Linked DNA regions of Homo sapiens: region 2 is linked to region 1. A link is a loop called in an ENCODE intact Hi-C map of the cell type or tissue named here. Cell type or tissue: Panc1. All regions are shown on one strand.

What was found. Peaks named below come from ENCODE experiments on the same cell type or tissue, not always from the same donor. Only the 100,000 strongest peaks of a DNase experiment are listed, where the experiment ranks them.
Region 2: a loop joins it to region 1, with 2.3 times the contacts of the local background. A loop is called at or near these places in 3 of 110 quality-filtered maps.

The regions. Positions count from the first base shown.
Region 1 is chr1:247,850,899-247,858,898 of GRCh38, reverse strand. It overlaps TRIM58 (tripartite motif containing 58), which reads right to left and starts at 1,712. Exons shown (of 6, transcript NM_015431.4): 1 at 1,233-1,712. The coding sequence starts at 1,652. RefSeq lists a cis regulatory region at 3,235-3,799. In Panc1, no CTCF peak of the experiment used is centred here; no DNase peak of the experiment used is centred here.
Region 2 is chr1:247,910,948-247,918,947 of GRCh38, reverse strand. No RefSeq gene overlaps it. Among named protein-coding and RNA genes, the nearest start is that of OR2T8, 5.3 kb to the left of the region's middle. In Panc1, no CTCF peak of the experiment used is centred here; no DNase peak of the experiment used is centred here.

The sequences.
Region 1 (8,000 bases):
GCTACCCGGGAGGCTGAGGCAGGAGAATTGCTTGCACCAGGACCCGGGAGACGGAGGTTGCAATGAGCCGAGATTGCGCCACTGCCCTCCAGCCTGAGCTACAGAACTAGACTCCGTCTCAAAAAAAAAAAAAAAAAAAAAAAAAAGTTACTACCAATCCTCTTTCTGGACTTTTTTTAAAAAGGCAAGAACATTCCAGAAAAGTTTAGCTAGAAATTACCTAGTACTAGTACCTACATCTCGCAAATGACAACGAAAATCAAGAAGAAATACCAAGAGAGATATTGGTAGAGAAGGAAGGGGAAAATATCCTAAACCTTAATTTAAAACAAACAAAATAAATAAATAAAAATTTTAAGAAAGTATTTGCAATGCACTACAGCGCGACTGACAGTCCTTTGGTTAAATCTGTCAGTAAAGACGACTTAGACCTCCTCTGTGCTGGCAGTTGTTCTACATGCTGGGATTCAAGTGTGTTCAGAAAACATCCAAGAACTTTTGAAGGGCACCAGTAGGAAGAAATCGACACACAATTTCACAGATGCCACTCTGGGGACCAAATACTCCCATTTTGTTTTTCTTCTTTCTCTTTGAAGCTTCCCGGGCTACACCCCAAATGAAGCACCTCTTCATTGAGGATGTTCGAATCCTAAGTCCCCAAATCCCTGCTGATGGAGAGCCACCCGCTCCTACTTCAGGAGGCACGTGCACCTGAGCTTTGGAGGGGTCGGAACCCGTACCCAGCTCGACACTCTTCTTAACAACGCCCAAACCCGAGGGTTGCTTTGCTGACAACACTCATTTAATGTAAACACTGTGCAAAAGCAAAGCATTGCACAAATGAGAATTATTATGGCAAGTTTACGATATAGACGTACAATTGTTACCAAGAATGAACTGGACCACACAGCCCTCCCGACCAGAGCCCAGCTGAGGGACCAGACTATCCGCATCGGGAGAAACCAGCCCAGCGCGAGTTCGACGACAGGAGAGTGCTTGGGGGAGGGGCGGACGGTGTAAAATAATGGGTGTGTGTCGCAAAGGGGGTTACCACAGCCAAGGCAAAGAGACCCACACTGAGTGAGCCGCGTGGGCGGGGGGGACGGCGCGCGGTGGGGGGAGCGGCCGTGGGAGCCGCTCAGGAGACGGGTGGCCTCGGCGGCTCCGCTCCGGACTGTCGCCCGCTTCCCGGTCACCGCAGCGCCCGCAGCCCCCGCCGGGGGGCGCCTCACCTGGTAGCTGCCGGCGGCCTCCTGCAGCGGCGCCGTGCGGTGCGTCCTGTGCTCGGGGCCGGCGTCGCACACCCAGCACAGCGCCGCCTCGTCCTCCTCGCAGAAGCGGCTCAGGTCCTCGCCGTGCCGCGCGCATCGCCGCGCCCCGGGCCCCGCGCCCAACCCCAGCCGCCGCACGCTCTCCACCAGGCCCGCCAGCTGCCGGTTGGGGCGAAAGCCCGAGGGCCGGAAGGGGCCCCGGCACTGCGGACAGGCGTAGACGCCGCCCTGCGCGCCGTCCGACTTCTCGCAGAACTCGGAGATGCACCTGAGGCAGAAGCTGTGGCCGCAGTCCACGCTGACCGGCTCCTGCAGGAAATCCAGGCACACCGGGCACCGCGCATCCTCGCGCAGCCGCTCCCCGGGCGGCGCCCAGGCCATGACCCGCCTCCCGGAGGGCTGCGCTCCCGGCCGCCCGCACCGTCTCCCCTCGCGGTCTGCACAGGGGGAGGAGCCCACGCCCCAGGAAAGCAGGCGCCGACGGGTGGTGTCCGCTGGCTTCAGTTCAAGAGCTCAGACGAGCCACACCCGGTGAAAAGCCACCACTCAGGCGCTCCCTATGTCGGGGATAAAATTAACGTTGTGGTTCCCCGCCCCCGTCACACACACACCCAGGAAACTGGGCATTTCTAACTGGAATCCCTCCTCATATGCTATTTTCACTGGCAGTAGATCTGGAGAATTGCTAAATTCCCTCCTTCCTTCCATCTTTGTTTGTTTGTTTTTGTTTTTGTTTTTTTGAGAGGGAGTCTCGCTCTGTCGCCCAGGCTGGAGTGCGGTGGCGCGATCTCGGCTCACTGCAGCCTCCGCCTCCCGGGTTCAAGCGATTCTCCTGCCTCAGCCTCGCAAGCAGCAGGGATTACAGGCGCCCGCCACCATGCCCGGCTAATTTTTGTATTTTTAGTAGAGACGGGGTTTCACCATTTTGGTCAGCCTGGTCTTGAACTCGTGACCTCAGGTGATCTGCCCGCCTCGACCTCCCAGAGTGCTGGGATTACAGGCGCGAGCCACCGCGCCCAGCCTCCATCATCATTATATAGATTTAGTGCAGATTTCTGGGGTACCAGTGCAGTTTTGTTACATGGAGACACTGCATAAAGTCTAGGCTTTAGCGCAGGCATCGCTGTGATAGCGTAAATTGTTCTCATTAGGTGATCTCTCATCCCTCGCCCGCCTTCCACCCTCCGAGCCCCTTCCATTGTTACTGAGCTACTCCATGGTCCTCTCATGCCATAATCGTTTCTTAAAAGGCTTTCCCCCTTTATATGGCATAATCAATTTTTAAATGTTTTTTTCAAACTTCATTTTTTTCTCTTGCACTAATTACCTCTTGATAAAGAAATGAGACACCGCCTGACACGGGAAGATGCCTGCATAGGTGTGTGTAACTATAGGTTTACAGCCCAGCCAAAAATAATTCTAAATATTTAAATAAATATCTGGCCTAGTTCAATGAGGATCCTACAAGGAATACACACATGTTGTAGGATTGTTGCAAAGCCAGTCTTGGAGATGACAAAGCTATAGAGATACTCATCAGAGGAATAATTCAAGCTTAGCCTCTCAGTGGTGTACCTGTCAGATGGGGGAGGCTGAGACAGGAGCAAAATGATTTGACAGAGTATGTTACTTCATCCAGTGGAAGGCTGAATCAGGATAAAGTACATTAAAGTCTCTAATGTCGTCCAGAAAGTCGACAAGTCTGAGGCAGTGTCTGCATCTGTGCAAAATAACTTTAGTATGGTCGAGTTTGAAGTGATGGTGGGGTGTACCTGTGGCAAATCAATCTGTCCCTGAGCACACATTGTGTCTGTTTGTAGCCAGGAGTCTCAGACATTGCACCGGGTACTGAAAATACACATGTTAAGGAAAAGAGGTGGGACCCCATTTCTCCAGGAGCCTTAAGATCAACTAGAAGAGGTGGATATGAAATCATGCAAACATATAATTACAAACCAATAACTGCAAGGAAGGTCGCTCACCAGTCCTGCAGGAATATAACAGAGGACTCTGAATGAGGCTGCAGGGTCGGGGGCAGACACCTGAGGTCTCTGAGCAAACCTCTGATAGGTGAACACAAGCTGGCCAGCGGGAAGGGGGGCTCCGCAAGGCCGTGCCCCCAGAAGCCATGAAAGGTACAAGGTAAACTTCAGCAGGTGGGAGCAAGACATACCCAGATGACAGTGAGAAGCCAGGCAGGCTGGCAAGCTGGGCCAGAATATGGTGGCAGCAGATAAGGCTGCAGCAAGAGGCGGGGCCAGATGACTCAGGTCCTTGGGGATCCTCTGGGGTTTGTGGGTCTTCATTATAAGGACAAACTCTTGGGCTGGATCTCTGGCGACAGGCAGAGCAGAGGATCTTGAGGCCTAAAGGTTAAGTGCGCAATTAAAGCGAATAGATTCTTGGAGAACACACATGGATCTGTATTAGCAAAACACGAAAGATGTGGCATTAGAGAAAAAAGCTAAAGAGCAGAAGGCTTAGCAAAGAAAAACAGACTCTGGCTCCGGACTAAGGGCTGTGGCACTTGCTGAGAAGCTTGAGGCAAGCTGTGCCGCGTTTCTGCCCTGCATTTCTTCTGACGTGCAGTGAAGAGGTGTTAGTGTCATTCATATAAGGCCTTTCAGAGTATTAAACGAGCTAATAGATAGTAGACACTTAATATAGGTCCTGGCATGTTGGAAATACACACACACACACACACACACACACACACACACGTATATATATTGAGACAGGGTCTTGCTCTGCTGCCCAGGCTATAGTGTAGTGCCACAACCTGACTCACTGTAGCCTCTACCTTTCAGGCTCAAGTGATCTTCTCACCTCAGCCTCCCAAGTACCTGCGACTACAGGTGCCCGCCACCACGCCCAGCTAATTTTTGTATTTTTTGTAGAGACAGAGTTTCGCCCTGTTGCCCAGGCTGGTCTCAAACTCCTGGGTTCAAACAATCTCCCCACCTTGGCCTCCCAAAGTGCTGGGATTACAAGTGTGAGCCACCTCGCCCGGCCATGTAGCAAATATATTTAATTGAAGAAAAGGAAATGAAATAGTGAAGTGAATGGAAGGATGGTGAGTCAAAAGGTAAGCTACATTAGGAAGAGAGATTTTTTTCTATTTTGTTCACTGCTCTATCTATCCCCAGGACCTTGAAGAGTAACTGGCACAAATGGACACTCCACACATACTAACTGATTAAACAAGTTAATAAGTAAATGAACAGAATTAGGACAGTTTATCATAGGAGCTAATGAAAGAGGGAAGTTCAAAGATGATTATATTATGTCAAATGTCAAATCCATGTTTTTCTGCATTTTACATATATGATCTTGCCCTGGCTCTCCATAACTCTGGCAGATGCTGGAGCATTTTTCTATTTTGCAGGCATAACGAGACACAGTAAAACAATCCATTTACTCAAATATATGGGCCAGTTGATAACTAGGCTCACTTAAATTCAGATTTCCTAGTGCCTGTGATCCTAAGGAAAGGCCCCTGGCTTCTGACGTTGGGGGTCACTGTGGTTTTCAGTAGGGTGTGACGGAGTGGGCGAGCTCACTTCTTCCCCTGCTGGTCCTAGAGTTGCTGAGCTTAAACTGTTTTGTCTCTGACACTGGTTGACTAGGAATGACATCGGTACCATTGTTCTTAGAAACACACATTTCCCTTACAGCACGTCCATGCAGGTAAGTTGTGGACTGGATTATATCCAGATGTCATTGTATTTACAAATGCTATGTGGAGTGCCTCGCCAGGCAGTTTCTGGTTTAATGGGAATACTCTAACTTAAATTTGTATTTTCTCATGAGCTTTCTTTTGGCGTAAATAAAGCACCTCTTGGTTTATGCCAATACGACCAAATTCTAATGCACCCCACTCCTTAATTTATAGGCTAACTCCACCCTGTGACTCATTTACAGGTTGCAGAGTTGCAAATCTTTTAGCTAATACCACCTGCAACCATCCTCCTTCTCTAATATTCCTCTTCAGTTGTGTCCTGCCTTCTGTGACATCTTTAAAATATGGGATCTGCCGTCATCTGACCATTATTCCTCCCTGCTCTTTTTTGTAATTTCTTTGGTATCATGGCTTTGGGCTCCTGAAACCATTTCTTCAGGACAGCAATATTTTCTTCCCTACTTTGAACCCTTTTCACAGAGTTTCTCAGCTCTCCATGGCCAAACCCTTTGCCTCAGCTTTGGGGATTCACAATCTCCTAGCTCCATAGCCCCCAAATCAGCCCAATTTGTTACCAAAAACCAGGAGTTCGGTCTAGGTCCTGCTGCTCTCCACACAGAAAGCCAATCACTGAGACAACGATTATTGCCAAAGAAGAAGCTTTTAATCAGGTGCTGCAGCAGAGGAGATAGGAGCTCAGTTTCAAATCCATCTCCCTGACTGACTAAAATTAGAGGCTTATATAGAGGCAGGGAAGAAATAGCACACTGTGTGGAAAAAGAGGAACTAGGGAGGGGTAAGGAAGCAATCATGTTGAATAAGCGGACTGGACTGGCATCTCATTAACTGGTTGAGATGACCTGGGGTGATCCGGTAAGTTTCAGTTCTTTGTTACTTTACTTTTCAAGAGGGCTGGTGGTCCTTTCCTGAGGAAGGAACTCAGATAAAACAAAAGTAAGTTTCAAGCTCTAAGACCAGAAGGGTCAAATTCTCTCTCTCTCTCTCTCTCTCTCTCTCTCTCTCTCTCTCTGTGTGTGTGTGTGTGTGTGTGTGTGTGTGTGTGTCTATAGGACTATTGGGTTGGCAAATTCACAATGCCAAAAATAAAAGCACAGCCCTCAAGACTAGCAGCCGCTGACTCAGCATTTCCTCCCTGCTTCTGGCTTTAAAAGGACCTCATTCACGCAACTGAACCCTGCATTTTTTTCTCTTTTTCTTTTTTCTTTTTTTCTTTTTTTTTTTTTTTTTTTTTTTTTGAGAGAGTCTTGCTCTGTCACCCAGGCTGGAGTGCAATGGTACGACCTCGGCTCACTGCAACCTCTGCCTCCCGGGTTCAAGCGATTCTCCTGCCTCAGCCTCCTGAGTAGCTGGGATTACAGACACATGCCATCACGCCTGGCTGATTTTGTATTTTTAGTATGACTGGATGTGGCTCCCACTCAGGTGGCAATGCAGGGAAAGAGATCATGGCTAATTTTGTATGCTATGCCAAACAGTTTAGTCTTTATTGGTAGGCAATGGATATCAATGACACTCACAATTATCACCACTGGATGTGGTATATAGACCCTACTTTTCTCTTTCCCAGTGGTTGCCAGCATTGACATCCTGTGGATTACTGTGAATTAGAGGCTTTGTCTGTCCGAATGATGCTCTAGGGTGGCTGGGGTGGTTGGAATGGGACAGCAAAGTTGTGGGGTTTTCTGATAGCCTTTGGAGGCAGCCCAGATCCAACTGTATTTGCATAGATCGCATTGTTCCAGCTGATAAATGCACAAACACCCATAGTAGGCCTCTCTAGCCACTTCTCCAAGGAAAGCCCACAAAAGCTCTCCAATGAGTTTGAAGTGATCCCTCAACACCCCCTTGCTATCTCTATTCTGTGTAAAATGAGGAGGAGAAAGGCACTGAGGCATTTTTCCAGATATACAGACTTCTGCAATGAATCTGCAATGAATGGGCTAATATGGATCCAGTGTTCCATATTGTGTTAAATCCGTTTGTGTAAATCCTATTGTGTAAATCAGTTTGATACAAAAAATACGTATTGGCTCTTCATAGTTATATGACATGCGTTAAGAATGTCTGTGAATTCAAGAATCTTCCGCAAACACACTCCATAGCACAAGAAGACAAAATGCCATGAGTTATAAAAGAGTATTTTCTCCTGCTTTATATAAGATTTAAAGAAAGATAAGAAGCATATATATTTGATTAATTGATGGCAGGGTAGGAAGAAAAGCAGGAACAAATCTTCCTAGATGAAAATGCTGATAAGAAGTACCAATCCACATGGCTCCATCTCCAACACTCTCCCAGGGCCCTTGCGGAACGGCTTTCCTTGTCAACTCCCTCTCCCTCTGACCTTGTCTACCACTCAGCAGTAGAAGTTCTCTTCAATTCGTGTATCAGGTCTCTCCCTCATTTGTCCCTCTTACTAGCTCCTGAATTACTTAGCAGAACCAGAAACTTTGCATCATTCCCATAACTAATATTTACACGTTTCCTTAGATGCCCTTTGAACTAGATTCCACTAATACAATCCCCGCAATTTCCGTAACTGTCTTGAAAGCAGTGCATTAAACTGAAATTCAGACAATGAAGCTGCAGCTGACCTGCCTTCAGACAATAGTGCTCTAATGCACCCTTCCTCTGACCCTGGTGCGTTATGTAAGTCTTTCTGCCTATGCCTTCTGCGACGAAAAGGGTCCTTTTATAAGGCTTATATAAAGCATTATACATGGAGTGTCTGGAATCTAATACACACTCAACAAATGCTCATCCAAACCCTTGGCTTCCCAATCAATTAATCCACATGGAAGAAAGAAAAGCAAATGCAAATCTTTGGGGACATATTTTTTGTTTAATTGTCTGCAGGGCTAATTCTTCTGAAGTTTCCTTATTTCCATTGTGTGTTTTACCTGGAGATATACGGAAGTGAGGACTTTCTCCCCAATTAGGTGCCAGGAGGTTTGTGAAGATAACAACAGATTATCTGAGAACTTTAAGATGTGGCTGACTGAGAAGGAATAATTGTTGATTTCTAGATT
Region 2 (8,000 bases), 60 kb before region 1:
TGTTAGTTTTTTTTATTTTGGTAAGGTAAACATATATAGCATAAAAATATAGCAATTGCAATTAATTAGCCGCTTAAATTGTGCCAGACTGGTTCATATGTTTTCAGAGAATAATCTCAACAACTTGCATGACTTTTCAGTTCAGGAAATACATTTTCTTATTATGAAGTTCCTACTATGGTTAAATAGTTTGTAAAATTTGATGTCATTAGCTTGTACCTTTTCAGTGAAAATAGATAATATTTCTATTCTTTATGTTTATGTGGAATAAAAATTCTTTATTTCCAGGTGTATAAAAATTATCAGTTTGTATCAGTCTAACTGGTCATCATGCCATAGCATTCAGATTATTTCACGAAATGATTAATTAAATGTGTTAAATAAAATTAGTAGATAACTGTATTTTTCTACGATGTGATAATATTAAATTATTTGCTTTATTGAAATTACTGTCTATATTTTTATGTTACAAAGCTAAGATAATTTGCCACTAATTAAAATGTTTATAAACCTACAAAAATGATTATTTGGGATAATTTTTTTTAAAAATTGGCCATGGATACAAAGAACAGTTAAATGAAAAATGAAGAATTAAATAATCTTGCTAATAAAATGTCTATAATTTCATTTAACAGAGGGTTGAAAATTCAAGATTGACTAGTGTAGAAAGAAGTATGATAAAGTATTACCCTGAAAAATAAATATTTTCCTTTTCTTTCTTCACTATAGCTTAGAAAGCTAGAGAATTTTGAACTATATTTTCTTCTGTCCCCATAGTTTCTTACTTAGAATGGTGATAAAATGTGGACATTTTTACTTTAAATCACACTGATCTCTTTTGCAATGCTAGTAGAAGGCACGTATATATCCCTTCCTTTTTTCTCATCAATAATTCGTCAAGTAATCACAGAACACTGAGAACAATGCCTCTAACATTCCATTCTGTGCTTTTCTGATCCCTGTTGCCAAAACTTAATAGTAAAACTGTAACTCTCCTCCCCATGATACTAAAATGATTAATCAATTTGTCCTGTCAGAAAATAAATTGGAAACAGCCAAATCATATATTTGACAAAATTGACAGGTTATTACAGGAATTTAACCTGATGACTGTGTCAGCTAGCAACTTTTGATTCTTCAGGTTGTAGAATGGATAATAGAATTTTATTTGTAAAATACGTAAAGATATATAGCTGTGAATTATCTAGAGTTCAAACTTTACAGGAAAATTATTAAATATTAAGTGATTAGTATTTACAGAATCACAGATTTTCTACTTACAGAAGATAAAAGTGATGACTCCTCCCAAAAGGCTGGATCCTGTCTGAGCAGCATCGAGAAAAGCTCTTCCAGCCTGGCTGTGTTGGCTTCACTTGTATCAGTGTCTACAGTCTACTGTTTAGGGGTGTGACCTAAATCAACTCTGATTAATAAACCAGAGAGGCATGAGCTTGCCACTTTGGCTGCCAAAGATGTTTAATTTTCAGGGACATTTTATAAATACCCATAATTTTAATATACTTCCAAAATGCTTTTGGAAAGCTGCGATTTATTGAAAGAAGAGAGAATTATTTAGGAGCAAAAATGAAATGTAAATAGATGTGCATGGAAAAGATGATGTTGAAAAATACATTAAGGGGCGAGGTAATGTGGCTCTGGCGTTACTTGTGTGTAGTTTAATAGGATGGGAAGATTAAACAGTGTGATATTGAAAGACCAGCTCTTGTCAAAGAAAGTAGTTGAAATAAAAAGAAACCGTGGTAGAATCCATGGTAGTTTCCTTATTGAACTAAACTTGACAGAATCTCTGCTGCTTTATAAGTATCAATATTTTTGCATCTGTGTGATATAATTGTATTTTTTAATATTTTGTGTGTTTGTATCTATGTAATAAAATCAGTGATAGCAACAATAGTAACAACAGATTGTATTCACTGTGCCAGGCAGTTTGCGGTTTGATTTTATCTGGGGCTGCCTTCTATGATTGTGTTATTTGTTCTTAATATTTTCTACTGTCAAGCACCCTTGGGATCCTGGCTCCAGCTTTTGCAAGTTTAGTGGACTCAGGCTTCACTGCCAGTATATATAAATCTCAGCCTCCAAAACTGTAAAAAAAAATATATTTAAACAAAATTTCTCATGGAATAGATCATGGGGAAAGCTGCTCCTAGACAAAACGTGAGATATTGTAATTGCTTATTCCAAGTGAAGTTGTAATCACCATTGTTTGTGTTTAGAAGGCAAGCCCATCATAGATTTTAGTGACACCTCTGCCTTTGCATGTTGTATCTTACTGAAGTGGCTAATCCTACTCTGATTTAGAATGTTATTGATCACATGCAGTCTACAGTTAAAGTCAGGTTATCTTATTTCCTGTGGAAAAAAACAAATTCCTGGCTGAGTGCAAGCAGTAGGTTGTAGATATTTAGTATATCAAGTAACAAATAAAACTTTCAATGAAAGTTTACCTATCACTTATGATAAAAGTTTTATCTTTCCATGTTCTGAACACTGATGTCTCTGGGGTCCCAGGAGTATCAATACAATGGTGTAGTAACACAGGTGGCTACTGTCCAATGGGGGAAGTAGCCTTTTGCCTTAAGTAGATAAATCTCTCTGAAGGACTCTAGGGTGTGTGAGAATTAAGGCCAGACAAGCTGTGAGTCAGATGAGAAAAAGATGTATGTACTGCCCAGAGCTCCACAGAAAAACGGAAAGGACAGCGATGCTGGGTAGCTGAGTTGAGATTAACTACTATGTGGCACAATTTACGAAAACCAAAGAGAGGCTATGCTGAGTCCCTACACCACCAAGACCGTGATGTTCTGCCCACTCGCCTCCTGATGGCCTGTGGGGATAGACCAGCTTCCAGATTTCACACAGATGGGCTGTATGGAGGAGGCCACCTCCAAGGTGAACCTGCCAGAGGGCAAAGTCAAGAATCCACAGACCAGCAAGCCTGAGCAGGAGAAATAATTATCACTCAGAAATTCCTGAAAAAAAGACTGAGATGGAGACTTCGACATTCAGGAAGCTGACCAAGGAGAGTTCCTAGTGTCAATTCCTGTGGCATTAATGAAGCAAAGTTGGGCACTGGGAGAAGATGAACTGTGATGTAGTCACAACTACAGTCTTGGCTACTCCTTGGATGAACTGTGAGATTAACCTTCCATGTTGCCTTGTAGTAGGGCAGGTGGCCCCGCGTTTGTGTTCCCACAGGAGCATTGATTGCATGTGGCTGCCCCCAGGAAGAGAGCATAAGCTTGGGTGAGGCAGTTTACCTCAACTGGGAACAGTGACTTGAGAAGGACTTAGCTGAGAGCTGTCACATACTAATTCTCCTGGCAGCTGGGGGAACAAGTACTTCAGTGCTCAAGTGGGAAGGGGAGTGTGGAGAGCACATGACACTGTATAATGTACATTACACTGCATGAGCCAAACTCGATCAGAATTCAGTATGAAGGGAGCCCCAGTGCTATTCACACAGATGTGTTCTTGTAGCACAGAGCAGGGGGGCAGTCACATGGAGTGCAGGTATAGACGACATCTAGAAACAATGACCAAGGCACTAAAATATGTTTGCCTGGAAGTTCTAGTTCCAACTGAAAGGCACAAGTTGGTTTGGAATTTGCCAACTAGGAATATGCTGGCCTGAGGAGCTGAAATGGAAACAGCTTCCCTCTCTTTCTGACCAGGCACTCCCTTGCACCACACACACTTATCTTACTGTATGCTTGTTAAGAGATTCTAGGGACTAATTTTGAAACCAGCCAGGCATGGAGACCCAGTGGCAAATTCTCTCCCTCTGAAAGATGACCTCAAGATGAATAATCTGCAGCCCAGCCACACTTGAGATGGTGCCAGTTGGCACTCTAGGTGGACAATAACTCAAGATAGCCATTGCAAAAAGACACGCAGACCCTACACTCTGCATAACCCCTGCATACCTCCCACACCACGTTTCCCTTTTTAAGCCCCTGCCCTCAGCTCAAAGCTTTGAGATGGGTTTTTTTGTTTTGTTTTGTTTTTGAGGCTTGAGGCAGCCCATCTCCCATCTCCTAGCAATTGAAAAATAAAACTGCTTTCCTGTCACTCCATCCTACTTCTTTTGCAGTTTGCTTCTAGGTGGTGAGCAGCTGGACTTGCATACAGTTCCAGAAATAGAGGAGGTCTAAATGTACTTTCTACAACATTAAGTCTATAATTTAGTGAAGAGAATTCTCAGCAAAGAAAAACAAAAGAACTAAATAAAAATGTAAAAGCCAAAAAAGGCAGACCAAATAGTAATAATAAAAAAAAAATCCTCACTGTAGTTCAGTGTAATAACAAAATAAAGAAGACAGGTGGAAGTGTTGGCAAACTTAAAGATAAACAAATAGGAATTACATAATCTAAATATAATGAGGAAAAAAGATTGAAAGGGTAATGAAAAGAGCTTCAGGGTCCTGTGGGACAATAACAAGACAATTTTTGTCATTACATGTAATTTAAAGCTTGTCATGTAATTTTGAGTATGCATCCCATTTATTATTATGAACTGCCCATAGTTAGCCTGAATCATTTTTCTTGTGTGAAGTATGCAGCTAATTCGTGGTCTTAGCATAACAAATCTCCCTCTATTATTTATTATCTATGTGAATCTTTATATGTAACGTGTGTTTGCACTAGAATAATTCATCATTCTTATGTATTTTGGGGCATAGTACCTGATAGATAGTTTTTGATCCTCACCCTCCTCCCACCTACTACCCTCCAATAAGCCCTGGTGTTTACTTTTACCTTCTTTGTGTCCATGTGCACTCAGTGATTAGCTGCCACTTATGAGTGAGAACATTCTGTATTTGGTTTTCTGTTCCTGTGTTAGTTCACTAAGGACAATGGCCTCCAGCTGCATCCATGCAGCTGCAAAGGACATGATTTTGTTCTTTTTTGTGGCTGTGTGGTATTCCATGCTTTATATGTATGAGATTGGTGCAAAAGTAATTGCGGTTTTTGCCATTGAAAGTACTCAGTCATGGGATTGCTGGGTTGAATGGTAGCTCTGTTTTCAGTTTTGTGAGAAATTTTCAAATTGTTCCACGGTGGCTTAACTAATTTGCATTTTCACTAGCAGTGTATAAGCATTCCCTTTTCTCTGCAACCCTCCCAGCATCTGTTGTTTTGATTTTTTTTTTTTACTTTCTAATAATAAATAGCCATTCTGACGGGTGTGAGATGGTATCTCATTGTGGTTTTCATTTGCATTTCTCTAATAATTAGTGATAAGCATTTTTCCATATGCTTGTAGACCACACATATGTCTTGTTTTGAGAAGTGTCTGTTCCTGCCCTTTGCCTATTTTTTAATGGAATTCCTTTTTTTGGCTTGTTGATTTGTTTAAGTTCCTTATAGATTCTGGATATTAAACCTTCGTTGGACACATGGTTTGCAAATTTTTTCCCATTCTCTACATTGTCTGTTTATTCTGTTTATAGTTTCTTTTGCTGTTAGAAGGCCTTTAGTTAAATTAGGTCCCACTTGCCAATATTTATTTTTGTTGCAATTGCTTTTGGAGTCTTCCTTGCGAAACCTTTGCCAAGGCCTATGTCCAGAATGGTATTTCCGTAGGTATTCTTCTAGAGTTTTTTTATCTTTAAGTTTTACATTTAAGTCTTTAATCCATCTTGAGTTGATTTTTGTACATGGTGAAATAAAGACATCCAGTTTCAATCCTCTGCATATGGCTAGCCAGTTATCCTGAAGTCTGTATTGAACAGAAAATCCTTTCCCCATTGCTTGTTATTGTCGACTTTGTCAGATCAGTTGGTTATAGGTGTGCAGCTTTGTGTCAGGGTTTTCTAAGCTGTCCCATTGGTCTATAAGTCTGTTTTTGTACCAGTACCATGCTGTTTTGGTTACTGTAGCCTTGTAGTACAGTTTGAAATCTGAGAGTGTGATTCCTCCAACTCTTTTCTTTTGGCTTGAGATTGATATGGCCATTCGGTTAGTTTTGACCTTTCAGTTAGTTTGGTCATTAGATTAGTTTTTTCTAATTCTGTGAAAAATGACATTGGTACTTTGGTAGAAATAGCATTGAATCTGTAAATTGCTTTGTACAGTATGGGCATTTTAACAATATTAATTCTTCCTATGTAGAAGCATGGAATGTTTTTCCATTTATTTGTGTCATCTCTGATTTATTTTGGCAGTGTTTTGTAACTGTCATTACAAAATGCAAAATCCCAGCATTTTGCATTCATCATATAATTGACCTTCCAAACAACGTTATGAAAGTGTGCTTTCTACTATCCTATATACAACCTCAGGAGTTACTTTAAGTTAATTTTGGAAGAAATGTAGAAGAAAAGAAAAACAAAGAAAGGAAAGAAACCCTTGGAATCTTTCTACTGGGCTACCATAAATAAGGACAATCATTCAAATTTTGGCTCAAGAAATAGAAATAAATTTTCATTGAGTAGTTTCTTCTCTACCATGTAGCTAATTGTCACGCATTAAGATCTTCTCAATTTAGAGACTCAGTCTGAAGCCATATGAGGCGATTTATGTAAGCAACTTACATTGTCAGTTCCACATTCTTCCTTCCTCATTGAGTTTATTTATGAGACTGAATTAATTAAATCACAAATTAAAATAAGAAACTTCAAGAATAGCACTTACATGATTTCTTCTAATTTAAAATGTATTCTTTGGCCGGGTGCAGTGGCTCACGCCTGTAATCCCAGCACTTTGGGAGGCCGAGGCGGGCAGATCACGAAGTCAGGAGATACAGACCATCCTGGCTAACAGGGTGAAACCCCGTCTCTACTAAAAAAAAATACAAAAAATTAGCTGGGCGCGGTGGTGGGCACCTGCAGTCCCAGCTAATTGGGAGGTTGAGGCAGGAGAATGGCGTGAACCCGGGAGGCGGAGCTTGCAGTGAGCCCAGATCGCACCACTGCACTCCAGCCTGGGCCACAGAGTGAGACTCTGTCAAAAAAAAAAGAAGAAAGAAAAAGAAATAATATCACAGGGTGTTGTAATATCATCCCCTTTCCATCTGGATATTAGAAACAATATCACAGAGGGGTTGTACACCTTTTGCGATATTACAGTAATATCATCCTCTACCCTCCTGGATATTAGGAACATCATCACAGGGGAGACGTACAGCCCCTGCAATATTGGGAATAATATTATCCTCCCTTCCCCTGGATATTGCGAACATTATCAACGTGAGGGTGTACACACCCTGCGATATTAAGAGTGATATCATTTCCTCACGCCCTGGATATCAGGAACAATACAACAGGGGGGTACACCCCCTTCGATAGTGGGAATTGTATCATCCTTTTCCCCCGTGGATATTACAGAGGCGGTGTACACCCTCTGCGACATTGGGACTAATATCATCCCGTCCCCCCCGGTTATAAGGAACAATATAAGAGGGGGAGTGTACAGCTCCTGCGATATTGGCAATAATATCATCCTCTCCCCCCGTGGATATTAGGAATACTGTCATAGGAGCGGTGTACACCCCCTGCAATATTGGAAGTATTATTGTTTTTTCGCCTGGATATTAGAAACAATATCCCAATAAATATTGTTTGTAATATCCAGGGGGGAGAGAAGGGTGATATTACTCCCCATATCGCGGGGTGTGTATACCCTTCTGCAATATTGGGGTAATATCATCCTCTCGCCCCCTGGATATTAAAAACAATATCACAGGAGGAATGTACACAGCCTGTGATACTAGGAATAATATCCTCTCATTCTTTGGATATTAGGTACAATATCACAGGGGGTGTACATGCTCCGCGAGACTGGAAGTAGTATCATCCTCTCTTTCCCTGAATATTACAAACAATATCACAGCAGGGCATACACCTTCTGCGATACTGAGAGTAATACCAACCTCTCCCCTGCTGGATATTACGAACGATACAAGAGGGTGGTGTACACATGGGGTGTTCAGGATATTGGGAGTAATATCATCCTCTTTCTCCATGAATATTACGAAC